3 separate regions of the Homo sapiens genome follow, and regions 1 and 3 are each linked to region 2. A link is a loop called in an ENCODE intact Hi-C map of the cell type or tissue named here. Cell type or tissue: heart right ventricle. All regions are shown on one strand. Each heading gives the region's core, and the rest is flanking DNA. Links, peaks and the distances in the headings are about the cores only.

Evidence for each region. Hi-C counts contacts between places; a loop is a spot of excess contacts. Peaks named below come from ENCODE experiments on the same cell type or tissue, not always from the same donor. Only the 100,000 strongest peaks of a DNase experiment are listed, where the experiment ranks them.
Region 1: a loop joins it to region 2, with 5 times the contacts of the local background. A loop is called at or near these places in 28 of 110 quality-filtered maps.
Region 3: a loop joins it to region 2, with 5 times the contacts of the local background. A loop is called at or near these places in 28 of 110 quality-filtered maps.

What each region holds. Positions count from the first base shown.
Region 1 is chr2:205,769,743-205,774,556 of GRCh38, forward strand. The region is part of intron 15 of NRP2 (neuropilin 2); the gene reads left to right. Among named protein-coding and RNA genes, the nearest start is that of NRP2, 90 kb to the left of the region's middle. In heart right ventricle, for the core only: no CTCF peak of the experiment used is centred there; no DNase peak of the experiment used is centred there.
Region 2 is chr2:205,944,054-205,952,291 of GRCh38, forward strand. It overlaps the pseudogene PPIAP68. Among named protein-coding and RNA genes, the nearest start is that of INO80D-AS1, 140 kb to the right of the region's middle. RefSeq lists enhancers at 538-1,038, 2,510-3,009. In heart right ventricle, for the core only: a CTCF peak has its summit at 4,222 (motif pointing left); a DNase peak (open chromatin) is centred at 4,188; H3K27ac peaks cover 429 bases; H3K27me3 peaks cover 267 bases.
Region 3 is chr2:205,764,250-205,769,063 of GRCh38, forward strand. It overlaps NRP2 (neuropilin 2), which reads left to right. Exons shown (of 17, transcript NM_003872.3): 14 at 1,225-1,321; 15 at 2,534-2,554. Among named protein-coding and RNA genes, the nearest start is that of NRP2, 84 kb to the left of the region's middle. In heart right ventricle, for the core only: a CTCF peak has its summit at 2,686 (motif pointing right); a DNase peak (open chromatin) is centred at 2,700; H3K27me3 peaks cover 631 bases.

The DNA of each region.
Region 1 (4,814 bases), core at 1,383-3,882, 180 kb before region 2:
TAAAGCAGTGGCTATAAACATGGTGCCGTCATGTATCTTTTTCTAGGATTTGAGCTTTAACAAATGAAAAACCGTGTGTATAAAGGGGGGAAAAAGAACCGAAAAGTGGTGTAATTAAGGTGATGGATTATTTCCTCTTACCCAATACTTTCTTTTTTCAATAAAGGAAACAAGAACAATAAAGAAGCCAGTAAAAATATATGAAGCCCATAATCAGAGTTCTGGGGTTTGTTGACCAGGTGGTTATTTTTAGCAGCTCACCTTGGAGGCAAGAGTTTTTGTTCGTGTTAGAGGCTGTGGTTTCTGAGCAGAGCACGGGCAGAGAGACGATCTGGTGCCCTACCTGTTAGAGACTCACGGAAATCCCAGCTGGGTGCACCTGTGGAAGGTGGTTGTCAGAGGGAAGGATTCAGAATGACTGTCCTACGCTAGTGGATGCTAAAAGGAACATCAATGTCTCCCGTTTCAGCTGGGAATGTGGGGTTTATGACTCAGACCATTCCTAAGGTCCAGGGGCCCCATTTCTCGGGTCTCCCTAGGTGCCTTTCTGCAGTTCTCCACAGTTCTCATCCAGACAAAACCAGGAGAAAGTGCACATCCACAGCTGTCTCTTGGGCATAGAGGGGAGCAGTATTAAGAGAGGCCCATTTTGGGGGTAATGCTGGCTGGCATTTGACTCTATTCCTTAGGCTTTAAGTTCTGTTTCTTTGGTGCCAACTGGCCAATCTCTGCATTTTGCACCCCCTTCTCTCCTTTCCCATTCCCACCCTCACCCTCTATTGCCTGCCTCCCAAGGCTTTGTCCACCAGGGTAAGGTCCCCCATCCCAGGGCCTGGCCTCACATTCCCTTTCTCCCTGGACTCCCTTCCTCCCACGCCTCCTTCTCCTAGAAGCACTTCTGAGATGCAGAGAGGGTTAAATGGTGCTTTTGCACATAACCGTCTGATGAAAGGCAGAGAAGTGTTCCTAACCCCTGCCGGGGTTCCAGATAGGCAGCTGTAGTGTGTGAATCCTCCTCCTTGCCCCCACCCCCTTATGTCTCCAGCTGCCAGATTAAGGCTAGGTGTTGCTGAGCAAGAAAGCATGGAGATCAGATGTGTGAAGCGGGTAACTGCTTGGCGGCCATCCTTCCCCAGGGGACACAGAGGTGTTCTTTGTGAGGTTCGCTGGAGCATGCCACCTCTCCTGCTACAGAGGCCTGACACGTCCCCTCTCCATCAGTTTACCACTCATGTAAACAACTGCCGAGGCCAGCTTATCTATGGGTGGAAGAAAATGTTTTTCACCAACTTTTCTCTCCAAGAACACAGGGACAAGACTCAGTTTACAGAAAGTAGCATAAGTGCCACCAAAGAGTGTGAAGCGTCCGAGACTTCAGCCAGTCAGAGATCTGAATTCGGAGGCATTTAAAAATGCCTCTAGATGTGGGAGCAATCCACATGGTTTCTGCCAACTTACTGAAAACATCCCGGCGCCTCCCGCCACACCATGCTCATAAGGCAGATGGAAAGAGTCGTTTCTCAGGGATGCCTTTGTGCTTGTGCGTCTTTTTTCCAAACACATCAGAGGGCGTGACCACATTCTTCTACTATCTTCTGTAAACTTCTCTAGAGGAGCCAACCTTTTTCGTTTGTTTAATCTCACAAATTAAATAAACCTTTATGTGAAATGTTCCTCCACCAGCACTTCATTTTTAACCTGTACAGAAAGGACTGTGCAGACAGGCCAGTCCTAAAACAATTCTGACATGCAATGAGCCTTTTTTGAAAGAGAAAGAGAGAAGGCTTACCCTTGGTGTCTTTCAAAACACTTCTTCTGGAAACCTGGGTGACTCCCCCAGGTCCAGATGATATTTCATAAAGCAGCTATAGTATATGCTTTCTCATTTCAGAGATTCAGTGAGAAACTGACTTGACTGAGACACGCCAATCCTCAGACAGGTTCAGACAGAAATAGGAGGCAGAAAGGAAGAGGACTGTTTCCTCTTCCCTCCCTACTTGGTTAGAGCAAGGAATCTGCAAACTTGTTCTGTAAAGGCCAGATAGTAAATATCTTGGGTTTTACAGGACATACAGTCTCTGTTGCAAGTATTCAGCTCTGCCATTGTGGCATAAAAGCATCCATAAGCAATATGTAAACAAATGAGGGTGTCTGTGTTCCAACAAAAATTGATTTACACAAACAGGCAGTGGGCTGGATTTGGCCAATAGGCCACAGTGAGCTGACCCCTGGGTTAGAGCACAGGCTGGGATTTTGTCCACCTGGTTCTAGCCGTGACTCTGACACTTGCTAGCAGTGTACAGTTCCTCAGGGGACCCTGGGCCATCTCTTGGGTTTCACTGAATGCTTCTCTGCCCTTCTCCACAATTATCCTCCAAGTGAAACCAGGAGAAAATCACTTGTCCTCTCAAGTACTCAGGTCTCCCTTTGGAGGGTCATGAGGAATAAACAAAATTGATTCATGTGAAGCCCGTAGACCAATGGTTAATACACAGGAAATGTCCACTCAGGGTGGCCGTTGTTACAGACACGTTTCCCAATTGCATAGTGACCCTATTTGCAGATAGGAATGACCGGAACACTACCTCATGTGTAACTGTTTTTCTTATTTTCTCCCATGCCTGGTTTCTCAAACTTTATTGTTTCTCAAAATTCAAATTCTTTGTGTTTGCATTGCTTTTCTCCAGGGGGCTCAGAATTTTTACAGATGGGAGCCTGTGCAACCTTGCAAATGCACTTGGAGTTCAGTTATTGACTATTTAAGTATCTGTTTCTGATTATCTCACACAATGGGAAAACTTTGTAGAGAATCTGGGGTGGGAATTAATGAAAAATAGTTCAGGAATTGAAAGTGTTTTCCAGGTGAAAAAAGACATGTGAGTAAGCGGTAGAAATTAGATCAATCAAAGGGAAAATTCAGGTCAACAGATCAACCAACTCCAGGCAAGGTTGAATTCTCACCTACACTTTCACCCACCTAGCCCAGGCTCCTTTTTTGTCAAGCAATGGCTCGATCACCCCCAGATGGCTGAAGGGGCAAGTGAAGCTAAAATTGCACAACTCAGCAATTCGGGCATCTGGTGCAGGTGACATCTGCCTAAAGTGGGCACCTTTTTCTAATTTCCCATAGAGGTGCCACATGAGCTAGCAAAATCTCTAGCACTTTCTGAAAATAACTCTCCAGGGAAGTACCAGTAGGTCATCAACATTTTCCAGGGAGTCTGAACATTGGTCCAAATATATTCCCCTATGCCATCCGTCCATTTATCCATCCACCTATCTATTCATCCATCCATCTGGCATTCATTGGATTGCTGATGTTGTCTGGGAAGGTGCTTTGGGTATGGATTTAACCCCTATTGATTTATCGTCTTCCTTTTCTCTAGTTGGCAAACCACAGCCTCATTAGCATACAGCTCTCCAAGGCTGGAACAGGGCCAGATTCTAAACCAGCACACTCCACCTGCCTTTGGAGTTGAGTCTTTTTAGCTAGTGAATGTTCTGAGAAACTTCTAGCCCCCAGCTGCAAGTCAACCAAGAGTTGCTTGTAGGGGATCAGGAAGGGTTTGCTAGTCATATCCTCTCTTTTCTAACATTAACGTTATTTCTAACCTCTTGACATTAAAACATGAATTCACATAGTACTATTTCTCATTTCTCCAAACAAATGCCCAAAGAAAATGTTTAAGGAGCCAGTATAATGTCCCCCAAGTAGCTTTTGTCACTGAAGTTTTCTACATGTTGATAATTTCAGGGGAGAGAAGGATAAGTAGAGAAGGAGAAGAGGGTCTTACTTAAAGTGGAGTTTGTCTTTCAAGTAGAGCAGGATTCTGAGAGACTATGTCTGTGTCTCTGATTCTAAATATGTAATCCATGTACTAGGATTTCACCTTCCTCCAGCAGGTCCCCTTGATTCTCTCCATTGTGCCCTAACATTGTCTCTTATCGTAAGAAACACTGTAAGAGAAACATGAAGGCTTCATCCTTCTCCAGCCTGAGCACTTTAAGCCATAGGTTGTGTATTTTGTGTTGGAAACCAGCATTTTGGCTGAAGGAAAGCAGACTTTTGAACAAAGATGATGTAGTGATGGAGGGAATGTGGGTAGTTGTGACCATGTTCTGCTTGACAAAAATTTCTGCTCCCACCTCTGTGGTCTGGTCAGGTACTTCTTTAGAGGGAAAGCTAATCCCTGAGGATTTATCACCTCCCTTTTCTTGATGGGTGAGCTGCAGCCTCATTAGGGGATGGCCCTCACTGTGGAGCCACATGAAAATCAGAGACAAACCCCAGGACACCCTTTGGGGAGAGAAGGGATGTCTCTGAGGAACTCTGGGGGCATCCCTTAACACTTTGATGTTTCCTGTGCATTTTTGTAAGCTCATATCGAAAATCCAGCAGCAGGATGGTTGCCAGGCAGCAGATCCTCTTGGTGACCTGAATAATGAATTGACACCAGTTGACTGTGACTTGCAAGCTGGCCACTTCAAGGAGCCATTTCCAGCACCTTGCTTTCTCTTCCTCTCTTTCTATGCATAATTTCCACCATGGCCACAAATATGAGAGAGAGAGAGGCCTTTCTCAGCTATGGTAATGAAACTAGTAAAAGACAGAATTAGTTTGGGGACAAAGACAAAGAGGGCAGGCAATAAGGTGGGAGAAGAGGAAGATGTATAAAGGGACATTCAGGGGATCCTGGGATTCTGGGGTCATTTCTACCCCAGGGGTTGTGGATGTGGCTGTCAAGGTGTGTGCAGAGCAACACATCCTTGTCAAAGCTCTGCCAATGTTGTGGGACTTCTGGTCACCCAAGAGG
Region 2 (8,238 bases), core at 3,008-5,507:
GAGGCAGGTGGATCACTTGAGGCCAGGAGTTCAAGACCAGCCTGGCCAACATGATGAAACCATGTCTCTACTAAAAATACAAAAATTAGCCAGGCATGGTGATGCATGCCTGTAGTCCCAACTGCTCAGGAGGCTGAGGCAGGAGAATCGCTTGAACCTGGGAGGCGGAGGCTGCAGTGAGCTGAGATCACGCCACTGCATTCCAACCTGGGCGACAGAGTGAGACTCTGTCTCAAAACAAAACAAACAAAAAAAACACCACACACACACACACACACACACACACAAACACCACAGAGGGCAGGCTGTTAGGGCCAGAAATCATGGGCTGGCATTTTTGTGCTGCATTCTTCCCCTCTGCCAGGTGCTGGGCTAGCCCCTGTCTACCCACCAGCTTTCGTGACTGCACGTCACATTCTAGGAGAGCGGGTTCCCCAAATGCAGACATGCAAGCTGGGGAGAACTCTCAGGCAGAAGCCCAGCCATGGGAAAGAAGAGAAAATATGGTCAGCAGACTCAGCGCTGGGTGCTTAGGTGTCCTGTGGGTCCTGGTCCTGAAGGTGGGGCAGGGTGACCCGCCCATCCCCAGCCTCATCACATGCTCCTGCCCTCTGTGGCAGGATGAGGCCCATGCCTGGCCTGGCGGGAGTGGATGTGAGGGAGTGGATGTCGCACTCTACATCCAGCCTGCAGAGTGACTCACAGACACCCACAGCCAAGGCTGCCACGCTTGTCACTCACCCTGAGTGACACGGTGAAGCACCTCCCAGCACCCAAGGTAACACAGCTATACCAATAGTAGATAAAGTGCTGGAGAAGAGGAATTTGAGAGACACGAGGAAGCTGGACTGGGAGATGAAGCAACTACTGTGAAATCTCTTCCCGTTGAGACAGCACAGGAAGTTACACTGAAAATAGGCTATGAGCTGACATGCATGCACAATTTGATTCCACACCTGGATTTCTGAATAAAACTAGGAAGAAATGAGGGTTTTATCCAAAAGCACCAAACAAAGCTGTTTTGATGCTGTTAGTTCTGTGCTCTTTTCTTGTCATTTACTTGATCATTAACCCAAGGTGACGCCAAAAAAAAAAAAAATGAAATGTAGGAGACATCCTTCAGCTAGATTAGAAAATCACCCAACCTATAGAAAAACATAAACGCGGCCAGGCATGGTGGCTCATGCCTGTAATCCCAGCACTTTGGGTGGCCAAGGCGGGCAGATCACAAGGTCAAGAGTTCAAGACCAGCCTGACCAATATGGTGAAACCCCATCTCTACTAAAAACACAAAAATTAGATGGGCGTGGTGGCGTGTGCCTATAGTCCCAGCTACTTGGGAGGCTGAGGCAGGAGAATTGCTTGAACCTGGGAAGTGGAGATTGCAGTGAGCCGAGATCGTGCCACTGCACTCCAGCCTGGGTGACAGAGCGAGACTCTGTCTCTAAAGGAAAAAAAAAAAAAAAGAAAGACAAACATAAACACAAAAAGGAAGCAAAGAAGGAAATGAGAGATTTGGGAGTGGCCTTGACTTGGAATGTGATGATGCCACCACCCCCAACCAGCTTGGCCCATTCTCTTCCTACCAGCCTCTGCCTCTCAGCCCCCACTCAGTGTATTCTATCTGCAGATAGGCGTTACACTGAATACTACAAAATAGGCTACTTTTATACTAGAAGGAATTCAATAAAAGTGAAATACATAAAAGCCCAGCGCTTATAGATTTTTATTATGATTCTTTCAACTAAGCTTTTAAAAATTCTCTGATGTTGGGAGAAGTATAACCAAGGTATCTTGCAGGACCAGACAAGGTGTCAGGAAGCAAAGTGGGTATGTCTACACAAAGACAAACGCCGGGGAAAAGAAAAACCCCATCTTTCCCGGGAGCCATGTTCGAGCTCAACACTCACCCCGATGTGCTTTTGGGGACAGCTTGCTTTATGCCAGTCCCCTTGAGGGTGTGGGGTCCCAGTGAGGTGGCTCCCACCAGTTGCATCTTTTTATAATCTTTCATGAAAGCGTTTCTTTTGTCTTAAACAGTGGTAATCTGTTTGATGTTCATAGAGATTGATGAGCGGCCTTGGGTGCCAGCAGAGAATCAGACAGATGGCAATAGTGACAATAAATAATTGTCATGTTTTTCACTTTTGTGGCCTCTACAATTCAAGGGTCTCAAAACACAGCGGAAATTTAGAATGATAGGAAAGGAAAAGACCTTGGGAAAGGGCATCTCGTCCATCCTTCCAACATCTCACCCCAGGGCTCATACTAAACAAGATGCTCTCATGCGCCCTTGGCCCCTGACTGCAGTGGGGATGGCTGTGTTCCCAGTGAGAACACAGGCACAGCCCCTAAGTTACAGGATGTGGCTTCTTCGTTGCCCCCAGGGGGATGGAAACTTGAAGACTCAAGGGCAGACAATACAGTGAACTCCGGGGCCCTCCCAGTGAGATGGGGAAGCTAAAGACAAGCTGAGGGCAGGTTTGGTGCAGGAGGTGGCAGCGGCCCCTCCGAGCACCATCCTGGCAGGGAAGGGCCACTTCTGGGAGCTGGAAGGGGCAGATGCTGGGAACATGCCCCAGACTCAAACCACACTGACACAGACCATCACACCATGGACAGCCCTGGCCGCCCTGTTCTTTCCTAGAATAACATGCTCAGTGGCATGCCTGCTGGAGCCCAAGCCAGGACTTCTTACATGCCGATTCCTCCCCACGGGCTGTTCTTTAGATGTTAAGAGAGGACATGGCAGGAGGTGGTGAACAAGCACTCATCTCACCTTCCAGCCGCTATCACAGAGCACCTAATGAACCGCAGTGTGCTAGAATTTCCACATGTGGGTAGAGAGAAAAAGAGGACAGTCTTCACCCAAATCTCAGTGCTGGGCACAGGGATAGAAGGATGGTGAGAAGAAATGAAGATCTGTTCTTCCTTCATTTGTCTTCCCATTTCCAATCCTCAAGAACCAGTTTGAGGAGAATGTCTGCCAAACCAGCTGCAAACATACTACTATTTAAATTTTCTTCATTTCAAAGGGTTTTAGAGGCCAGGCACAGTGGCTCACGCCTGTAATCCCAGCACTTTGGGAGGCTGGAGTGGGAGGATTGCTTAAGCCCAGGAGTTCCAGACCAGCCTTGGCAACATGGCAAAACCCTATCTCTACAAAAAAATAGAAAAATTAGCTGGGCGTGGTGGTTCACGTCTGTGGTCCCAGCTACTCAGGAGGCTGAGGTGGGAGGATCACCTGAGCCCAGAAGGTTGAGGCTGGGTTGAGCCATGTTCATGCCACTGCACTCCAGCCTGGGTGACAGAGTGCAACCCTACCTCAAAAAAAAGCTTGGGGGGGTGGGGGTCAGGCCTCTTCAGAACTGCGTGCCTCCTCGTAGGTCCATAATAAGAAGTTCCCCAGCCAAACCACCCAGGGGAGATTACTGTTTGCTGTCCTGGCCCCTCTTCCTTCCCTCGGGGCCCTATCTCTCCTGAATCTTACTTGTATCTTCATCCTCACCTCCTTCGCAAAAGAGGATCTTGCCTTGGACTAGAAAAGCAGAAATCATCCCGCATCCATACAGATCTTTAATCACATCCTTGTTCTTGAGATCCGAATTTAAAACATAGAGGTGTTGTCAGGCCCTTTAGGGCTTTGCACAGTGTCAAAGCGAGCAATCTGAATGGAAGGAGTTTTAATTTTTCAAAAATTAGCCAGCAGTGGTGGTGCACGTCTGCAGTCCCAGCTACTTGGGAGGATCATGTTTGAGAACAGGAGGTTGAGATTACAATGAGCTATGATCACGCCACTGCCTGGGCAACAGAATGAGACCCTGTACCCAAACATAAAATCTGACAAATTTCTTCACTTACTCTTTCCAACTAAAAAAAAAAAAAAATTTACTTGTTATGCAATCAGAAAACTGACCTCCAAACAGCAAATGTCAGCAAGTCAGTAGCAGGAGCCGACAACTCATTCAGGAAAAATGAAGCACTTTTTATAAAAGTCCTGTTTCTGGCTCAGTTATACTGTCCTAAGAACTGACATAGTAAGAAATAAGTCCAGGAATCATTAAAACAAGATAGAATCCAATGTCCTACGTGTTCCAAGAACACAGCTGTTGCTCAGAGGCTCAAGGCTTCGGCTACTCCTGTGTCAGCGCGCAACATAAACCCACCACAGAGAAAACCCAAGCACGAAGCACGACCGTGCTCTGCCATCTGGTGGCCAAAAGTGAAATGGCCCTGAAGGCGCAAAAGATTGAAAATAGATGTTTCCTAAACTGTAGTCATCAATAGCGAAACTTTCTCAAGTCGGCTACCAATAAGCAGTGGATGTTAGAATGCTGAAAAAAACAAATCCAATGTTGAAGAACCTCCTTTCTTTGGCCCTCCAGGCATGAATGAAAAGCTCTTAAATTGCTTGCCTAAATGAGCCCATCTGTTTACTAAACAGGGGTACATGAAAACATCAGTTACTAAGTATGCAGACTCTTTTGATCCTATGAAAGCACTGACCATCTATCCATGCTATGCAGATCTCTGTTGGTGATATAATTACAAGATGGGAAAGGGAAGTGTGACCGGGACACTCTGAGAGCCACTTGTAGTCTAAATGAGACACCCCGCAAAAGCAGTCACGTGAGCTTGGAAACTCAAACCCTGCTTTCCTAGCACACTGAAGCCTCAGAAGGCCATGCACACCTGTAATCCCAGCACTTTGGGAGTCCAAAGCAGGTGGATCACTTGAGTCCAGGAGTTTGAGACCAGCCTGGGTAACACAGACAGACGCCCGTCTCTACAAAAAATACAAAAATTAGCTGGCACATGCTTGTAGTCCCAGCGACTCAAGAGGCTGAGGTGGGAGAATCACTTGTGCCTAGGAGGTTGAAGCTGCAATGAGCCATGGTCACGCTGCCCTTGCACTCCAGCCTGAGCAACTAAGCAAGACCCTATCTCAAAAAAAAAAGGCCTCCAAAAAGTCTGAGTAAAAAAAAGTTGTGCTTTGCAGACACTGCTGCCGCCACCAGGAGCCCCATACTACCAGCCATGATCAACCCCATCGTGTGTTTCAACATCATTGTCAACGGCAAGCCCTTGGGCCACATCCCCTTCGAGCTGTTTGCAGACAAGATTCCAAAGACGGCAGAAAACTTTCACTCCTGAGCACTGGAGAGAAAGGATTTGGTTGTAAGGGTTCCTTTTCTCACTGAATTATTCCAGGGTTTATGTGTCAGGGTGGTAACTTCACAAGCCATAATGGCACTGGTGGCAAGTCCATCTATGGGGAGAAATTTGATGAGGAAAACTTCATCCTGAGGCATAGAGTTCCTGGCATCCTGTCCATGGCAAATGCTGGACCCAACAAAAATGGTTCCATTTATCATCTACACTGCCAAGACTGAATGGTTGTATGTGGCCCGGCACGGTGGCTCACGCCTATAATCCCAGCACTTTGGGAGCCCAAGGCGGGAGGATCCTGAGATCACGAGTTCAAGACCAGCCTGGCCAACATGGCGAAACCCCGTCTCTACTAAAAATACGAAAAATTAGCCGGGCATGGTGACGCATGCCTGTAGTCCCAGCTACTCGGGAGGCTGAGGCAGGAGAATCCCCAGACCTCCCCATGGCCTAGGTCAGGAGCCCAGAAGTGCCACATGGCTGAGGGAGCGCCATTTCCTGGGGGGATGGGGGATAAGAAGGTACCCTACAGGAGAAGCCAGGAGGGGCCGCCTGCCCCTGGGGTTGGGGCCTGGCCGAGGCAGGTGTCGGGCCTGAGAGCCTGGCTGGCTGAGCTCGGAGGGCCCCCAGGGAAGCCTGGCCCAGGGAGCAGTCGTGACTCTGCAGGGGAAGCCCAGCGAGGGAGCCCGGGAGGCAGAGGTTGCAGTGAAGTGAGATCACACCACTGCACTCCAGCCTGGTGACAGAGATAGGCTCTTTCTCAAAAAAAAAAAAAAAAAAAAAAAAGAATGAGTGGTTGGATGGCAAGCATGTGGTCTTTGGCAAGGTGAAAGAAGACATGGATATTGTGGAGGCCATGGAGCGCTTTGGGTCCAGGAACGGCGGGACCAGCAAGAAGATCACCACTGCTGACTGTGGACAACTCTAAGTATGACTTCTGTTTTATCTAAACTACCAGACCATTCCTTCTGTAGCTCAGGAGAGCACCCTCCACCCCATTTACTTGCAGTATCCTAGAATCTTTGTGTTCTCGCTGCAGTTCCCTTTGGGTCTATGTTTTCCTTATTCCCTTCCATGCCTAGCTGGATTGCAGAGTTCAGTTTACAATTATGAAATAAAAACAAAGGAAGGAAGGGAGGGAGGGAAAAGGAAAGAAAGAGTTGTTGGCTGGGTGCGGTGGCTCACACCTGTAATCCCAGCACTTTGGGAGTCTGAGGCAGGTGGATCACTTGAGCCCCAGAGTTTGAGACTAGCCTGGGCAATATGGTGAAACCCCATCTCTACTAAAAATACAAAAATTAGCCAGGCGAGGTGGCATGTGCCTCTAGTCCCAGCTACTCAGGAGGCTGAGGTGGGAGGATTGCTTGAATCCAGGAGGCAGACATTGCAGTGATCCAAGATTGTGCCACCACACTCTAGCCGGGGCAACAGAGTGAGACCTCATCTCAAAAAAAAAAAAAAGTAAGTTGTTTAACTTTGCTTAACTTAGCTTCCCAAATTCCTTTGACCTCTGAATAGGTTGTTGTTTTTTAGGTAGTTGTTTTTTAAATTGTTGTTTGTTGGATTGTTTTCTTTTCTGTTTTGTTTTTAGAGATGGGGTCTCCCTATGTTATTCAAGCTGGTCTTGAACTCCTGGGCTCAAGCAATCATTTCCCCTCAGCCTCCCGAGTAGCTGGGATTACAGGCTTGAGCCATCACATAGGGCTCTGTTGGATTTCTTTCAGTATATCCCAAAGAATTTGTAAAACACAAGTTGAAATGCAAATGCAGTCTCAGCTCTGCAGCTAGCTGAGCGATGTTTTGGAAAGTTATCTAACCTCCATGTGCTTTTATTTCTTCCAAAATAAATCAAGAGCAGAAAAAAGGTAAAAAGAGAAAATATTTTACTTCAGCCATTCCTAAGCTCTGCCATCGTTTTCTTATACCAATTTTCAACAACCTTGCACTGTAGATCATCTGGACTACTACTCAAAAATAGCCAACTGGTGACACGCATCTATCCCCTTCCTCTTTTCAAACCCAACTAGGCAGTGAACGGATAATAAAAGGCTATTCACTCATAAGGACAACAAAAAAAGCAGCACCCAGAGATATTGAACTTCAAGAAATGTTTGAAGACAAAGTGGGTGGAGAAATAGCAACCAGCTGAACAGAATAGAGGGTGTTACAATGTGGGGCACATTGTATTTTTCAAAGACATCTGAGATACTTCCTCCCACCTACATTCTTCTGCAATGTGACTTTGCCACTCTTCCATCAAAAAGGACAGTCTGATTCCCCTCCCCTTAAATCTGGGTTAGCCTTAGTGACTCTTCTATAACCCATAGAGGCCTTGTAGTTAGTTCTGTGGAAACCTTGCTCTCAGAACATTCCCTCTTAGATCCCAGCTGCCATGCTGTGAGGAAGCCCAAGCCACATGAGTCCTCCCAGCCCAGGTGGCAGACATGAGAGTAAAGAAGCCTCAGACAGAGACATCTTCTCTGAACACTTTATTGAAAACAACACCTTCTTTCCTGACAGTGGTCAAAAAAAAAAAAAAAAAAAACACTTTCGCCTGCCTAATTTTTATTCATAGCCATAATATAATTCATTTGTTTATTATTTTCCCTAGCTAGACTATAACCTTCATAAAGACAGAGAACCTTATCTTACTATTATATCCTCAACAACTAGAACAATACCTGGCACATAAAAGGAACTCAATAAATATTTGATTGATAAGTAAATGAATAAAGCAATCAGAAAAAAAAGAACAGGGAGAAACACAATCAATGGATGGAACAGATTAAAACTTCTACAAGGTATTAACATATATATGCACACATATATATGTATATATGTATATACACACACACATGTGTGTGTGTGTTTATATAGAGAGACAGATGTGGGAAGCCACTGAGGGAGCAGTTCAGATAAGAACAAACAGGGTAAAAGAAAGAACTCTTACAAAGTAAAAATGTGGCAGCTGAAATTTAAAAATTCAATAGAATGCTTATCAGATAAGGCTGACAAAATCTTCCGGATTATATCTCAAGGAAGAAATGTTAATAAAAAAAAAAATCTTCC
Region 3 (4,814 bases), core at 1,383-3,882, 180 kb before region 2:
AACAAACCCTCCACACACAAGGAAAGAGGCCTGTGGAGCCCCTTCAGATCTGGGGAGGAAATAGGATAATCTCCCAGACCTGTCCCAGGCAGCAAGAACACAGGAAGGGGAGCGGGGGCTGTTGGCGCTCAGTGGCCGGCAGACATGAGAGGCTCCAGAGTGAGTGCTCTCTCTCTCTCACCAGCTCCCGGAATGGAGTTCTGTTATCTCTGCCCCACAGAGCAGGAGACTGAGGCACAGATGGGTATGTTCAGCCGTGGTTGCAACTTGGGTAGGAGTAGACACACTGTGGAAGAGGTGACTGAGAACCAGCCAAAGCATTAACCTTCTCCTCCCCAGACGAGGAGCAGCAACAGATGGCTGGTGCAGCAGCCAACTGCTCACCCAGCTTGCCAGAGGACATGTGCTAGTTTGCAGAGAGGAACCTGGGGAGGGCGAGCATGAGAAATGACTGAAGACCACAGAGCCGAGGGGCTTCTGTGTACAGCCTGCAGTCCCTGTCCCTTGAGGTTGCAAGGCATCCTGAGACCTTCCCCACCCCCATCTGGGTTCCCACTTACTCACCTGAGTGTGTTGTATTGTAACTACCTGTTTGCATTTGTGTCTCAGCCATTAGATGGGTGAGCTTCTCTGGGCAGAGATCTTGTCTTACTAGGTTTTGTTACTATCCTTATGTCCAGGGCATAGTAGGTGCTCAGTAAATGGCTGGTGAAAAAACAAATTCTTTTCCTCCTAGTTGTAATAATGAAGCCCTAAGGCAACTTATAATAAGGAGCACAAATCAAAACCTATGTGCTGTATTTCTCACATTACCCCCACCTACTTGTGTCTTCTGAGTTTTCAAATACCTGGATTGGGCATTTGAAAGATTTATGAGACAGGAACCTCGAAAATAGTGAGGGAAGTTTCAACCCCCCTTTCAATAGTCTCTGATTATGGCCCTTTTAATCAATACATTCTAGTTACTGGACAACAATATCCACCCCCTTGTTATATTTTCTTATCCCCTTAAATATGCGTTTGATTTGAACAAACTCATTTTGAATTAAGATTTCAAGAGCTGTAGCCATGTGGTCAACAGATGTGTACCAGGTGCAATAACACACACACACACACACATACACACACACGCTTTAAGCTGCAGCTAACAGAAACTTGGAAATCCTTGCACCGTTTGGACTAGGAGACTCAGTTAACCATGGCTCTTATTCTTCCGGCTTCTAGATTGTGTTCGAGGGAGTGATAGGGAAAGGACGTTCCGGAGAGATTGCCATTGATGACATTCGGATAAGCACTGATGTCCCACTGGAGAACTGCATGGGTATGTGAATATCTGTCTCTTCATGGTTCTTTCAAATAAGACCCCAAGGGCTGGGATAAGCAAGAGGAGGCAGGACACCATTTTCCAATGCAGTCGTTACCCAGTGGGTGGGGCAGCCACAGTCTCTGCAAGGTAAGGTGTGGGTGTAGTTGTGTCTTAGGCTGGGTTCAGGGTGGGAAGGGGTGTGAGGTAAGGGGACGGCTTATATCCCTGTTCCCAATCAGAAATAGACATGCACTAAGTACATAGAGGTTCAGGGTGCCAAGACCCCCTCAGCAAACCCCAGCTTTTAGCAAAGAAAATGCTAGAGGACGAGAGCAACTGCCAGTCAAAATTATATGCTGGAAAGGTTTGATGGATTTAATGGAAGCCTTCACTGGTGAGCAAAAATAGTACATATGTTATGTAAGAGTGATAACACAATTACCTGAGTAGTTATTTTACATGAATGAATTGCAGAGCAAACTGTGGCATTTGAAGTAAGATTTCAGATTTTTCTTTAAAACGAATACCTCTAATGCCCAAGATCCCAAAGTTGTTGTAGGATTAAACATTGCAGGCCAGGTGACTGGCACGAGAAGGATATCATAACCATCATCTTGGTCAAAAGCACCTGAACAGCCAGTCCACCTGAGAGGCACGCATTTTCTTCAGGGTCTCCTGCTGCAGATGAGGTCACCCTGGCTGTGTCCCATCAGAGCCATGGACATTTCCCAAACCAAGAAAGGAACCCTGAGAAGGCATGAGGGTTGCTTTCAGTCAGCAGAGTGGCTGCAGTAACTCACCAACTGCCTTTCTTGGCACACGACCCCTGGTGTGTGTGTGCTTGATGATGTCAGAAGCACCTGGGACCACCCCAGTCCCTCCGGGCAACTCTCAGGCCCCAGGCATCTAAAAGTAATCCAGGCTCTGAGAAAGTAATCAGCAGTAAGTAACTGATTACAATACTTTAGGGACCCATTTCTTGATGAAGGACTTTTTGTTCCAAAGCAACTTTGAGAATCCCCCCTCCTCCGCCATCACCACCCCATGATGATGATGTGTTAGAGCCAGCCTAGAACATGTGGAAGATGGGGGGCCCTCTCCATGGAGTGGTACAAAAAAACCGAGTGCAGTCATGTTTATCATCATATTCATCCAATTATTCACTCTATGTTCACCCAATTGTTTCTTGCCTTTAACTAAGTCCAATTTTTTGTTTGTTTTTTTCAGAACCCATCTCGGCTTTTGCAGGTGAGAATTTTAAAGGTAAAAAAAAATTTTTTTTTTGCATGCTTTTTCCTTCCCCCATGTGATGTGAATTTGATGGGGGGAATCAACCTCCAAATTTGTCAAATCTCGCAAGAGAAAAGAGACGCCACACCTTCCTGCCGCTAGATGGCACTAGCAACACCTGTAGATGCGGGAAGGGGATTGAGAGCCTCACTGTCTCTTGTTTAATTAAAGTTTAGAAACCTATTAATAGAGACAAATAGGTTACAGATAAACCTTTCAGCCTTGCATTGTCCAACGGGGAGCAATGAGGCTGAAAATGCAGGGGTGGTGAGAAAGGAGAGACTGTGGGAAGACTGAACCAAAAAAAAAAAAAAATCAGTATAAATTAAAAGTGAAATGAGGTGGCAATGATTTATTTTAGCCTGAAGATGGTTTCTTTCCAGTTCCAGGGTACCAAGGCAGCGGTTTCAGTTAACCACAGAGCCGAGGGGCTTCTGTGTACAGCCTGCAGTCAGTACCTGCAGTCACCATACCTCAGTGAGGTACGGTGGCAGGCTGCTTGTAAGAGAAGGAAGTTAGGAAAGAGACACAGAAGTGGTGGCCTCAGGAGAAAGAGTTGCCACATTTAGGACCCGGTGTCCAGTCAAGGGAATAAGGAGGTGCATTCGATGACTGGAGCTAGAGCACTTTAAATGCAGGACTGAAAATCAGAAAGGACGTGTTCTCCCCCGAGAAAGCAGAGAGAGCAGAGCAAAGTGAGAAGAATTGGGGATGCTTGCCTCATCCAGGTTATAAAAAAAAAAAAAGGCCTCCAGCCTTGGGTGATGGCAATGTTGTTTGTGCTGTTACAATGCAGCAGATTTTACATTTTGCCCTCTTTGCAAACCTATTAGCGGACACTGCTGAAGTTCCCACACCGGTTTCTAATGCCAAACATTTAGGAGCCACTCTAAATGCGTCACTGCAGTTGGCCTGAGTGTAAAAGCACACACAAAAACACCCTCACCAAATGATGGGGGTTCTTCATGACCTGTTTGATGCCAGCAATTGTGAGGATTGCTGTGCCCTCTTTGTACTGGCTGGGCTTACCCCTACAAGTGGCAGCATTGCAGAGATAAGGGCAGCCATTTTTATATCTGCCGTCTAGACTCGTTATCTTCACTCTCATTAATCTGTCCAGCTCTGGGCTAGAAAGAGATGAATTCCTGGTTTGCCACCTAGATATGCTCCCTGACTCCAAATCATCTCACCCAATTTGCCACTCATCAGCTCTAAGACAGCCAGTGAGGAACAAAGCTGCAGACGACAGGGGAATGACAGACCGACATAGAATATATTGCCTTTCTTACCCTTCCTCGTGTCCCTGAACCCCATGCCCACTCCCTGTACCACAGTTCTAAAAGTATTAAGAGTATTCATGTGCATACACTGGTGCTCTCTGGGGGTGAGGTTTATGTTAATGTAAATCCAAAGTATTGGAGGAAAGCTGAGAGCCAAACTGAACGACTTTGGATTACAGTCGAATTCGAGTTCTAACCTTCAGGACCCAAGGTAATGCTTATGTTGGTGAAGTGAAAGCTGTGGATGTTGTTTCGCCTGACTCTCTTTGGGTTGTGGAGACTCACAGCTCCCAGAAAGGCTGGGTAAAGACGTGCCAGCAGCTGCTGCAGACACTGTTCTGTGTGCACACCGTGTCGGGCCATGACTGACAAGTACAGTGGCTAAGTGCTAAGTGCTTCACTTCCGTAAGAGAATAAGCAGACCAGGGCACGTACACTCTCCTTGAAACTGTGCTTACCATGAGGCTTCACAGGCCAGTCATGCTCTCTTGTAAAAAATATATACATAAAATCTCATCTGAGCAGCAGTGCTCATTTAGCCAAAATAAACACAGGGCTTAGTAACTTGAAGGTAAGAATTTCCAGGGTGCTCCTGGTGGGCCGCTTTGAGGCTAAGCAAAGGCAGTGCACAAGTTGCATGGATTAGGCCATGGCTTTCGTCCTGGAGGATGGCAAGCATCTTTGGGAAGAAGAAACCAAGGCTTGGGGAGCAGAGACTTGGCCAATGGACACAGTAAAGAGCAGAATCTGAATTGGGAATGGAGAATTTCATTCACCTTGGCACGTTTTACATGGAGATCTGAGTTGGTAACCAGATGAACCTAGTGCCATGGGTCTCTTCTTTCTGGCTGAGACCTGTTTGACCACAGCATGCAACTCTGCCTTGAGCAAACTTTTCTGTTTGAGAGAGGAGAGGACTGTGTGTTCCATCTAACCTA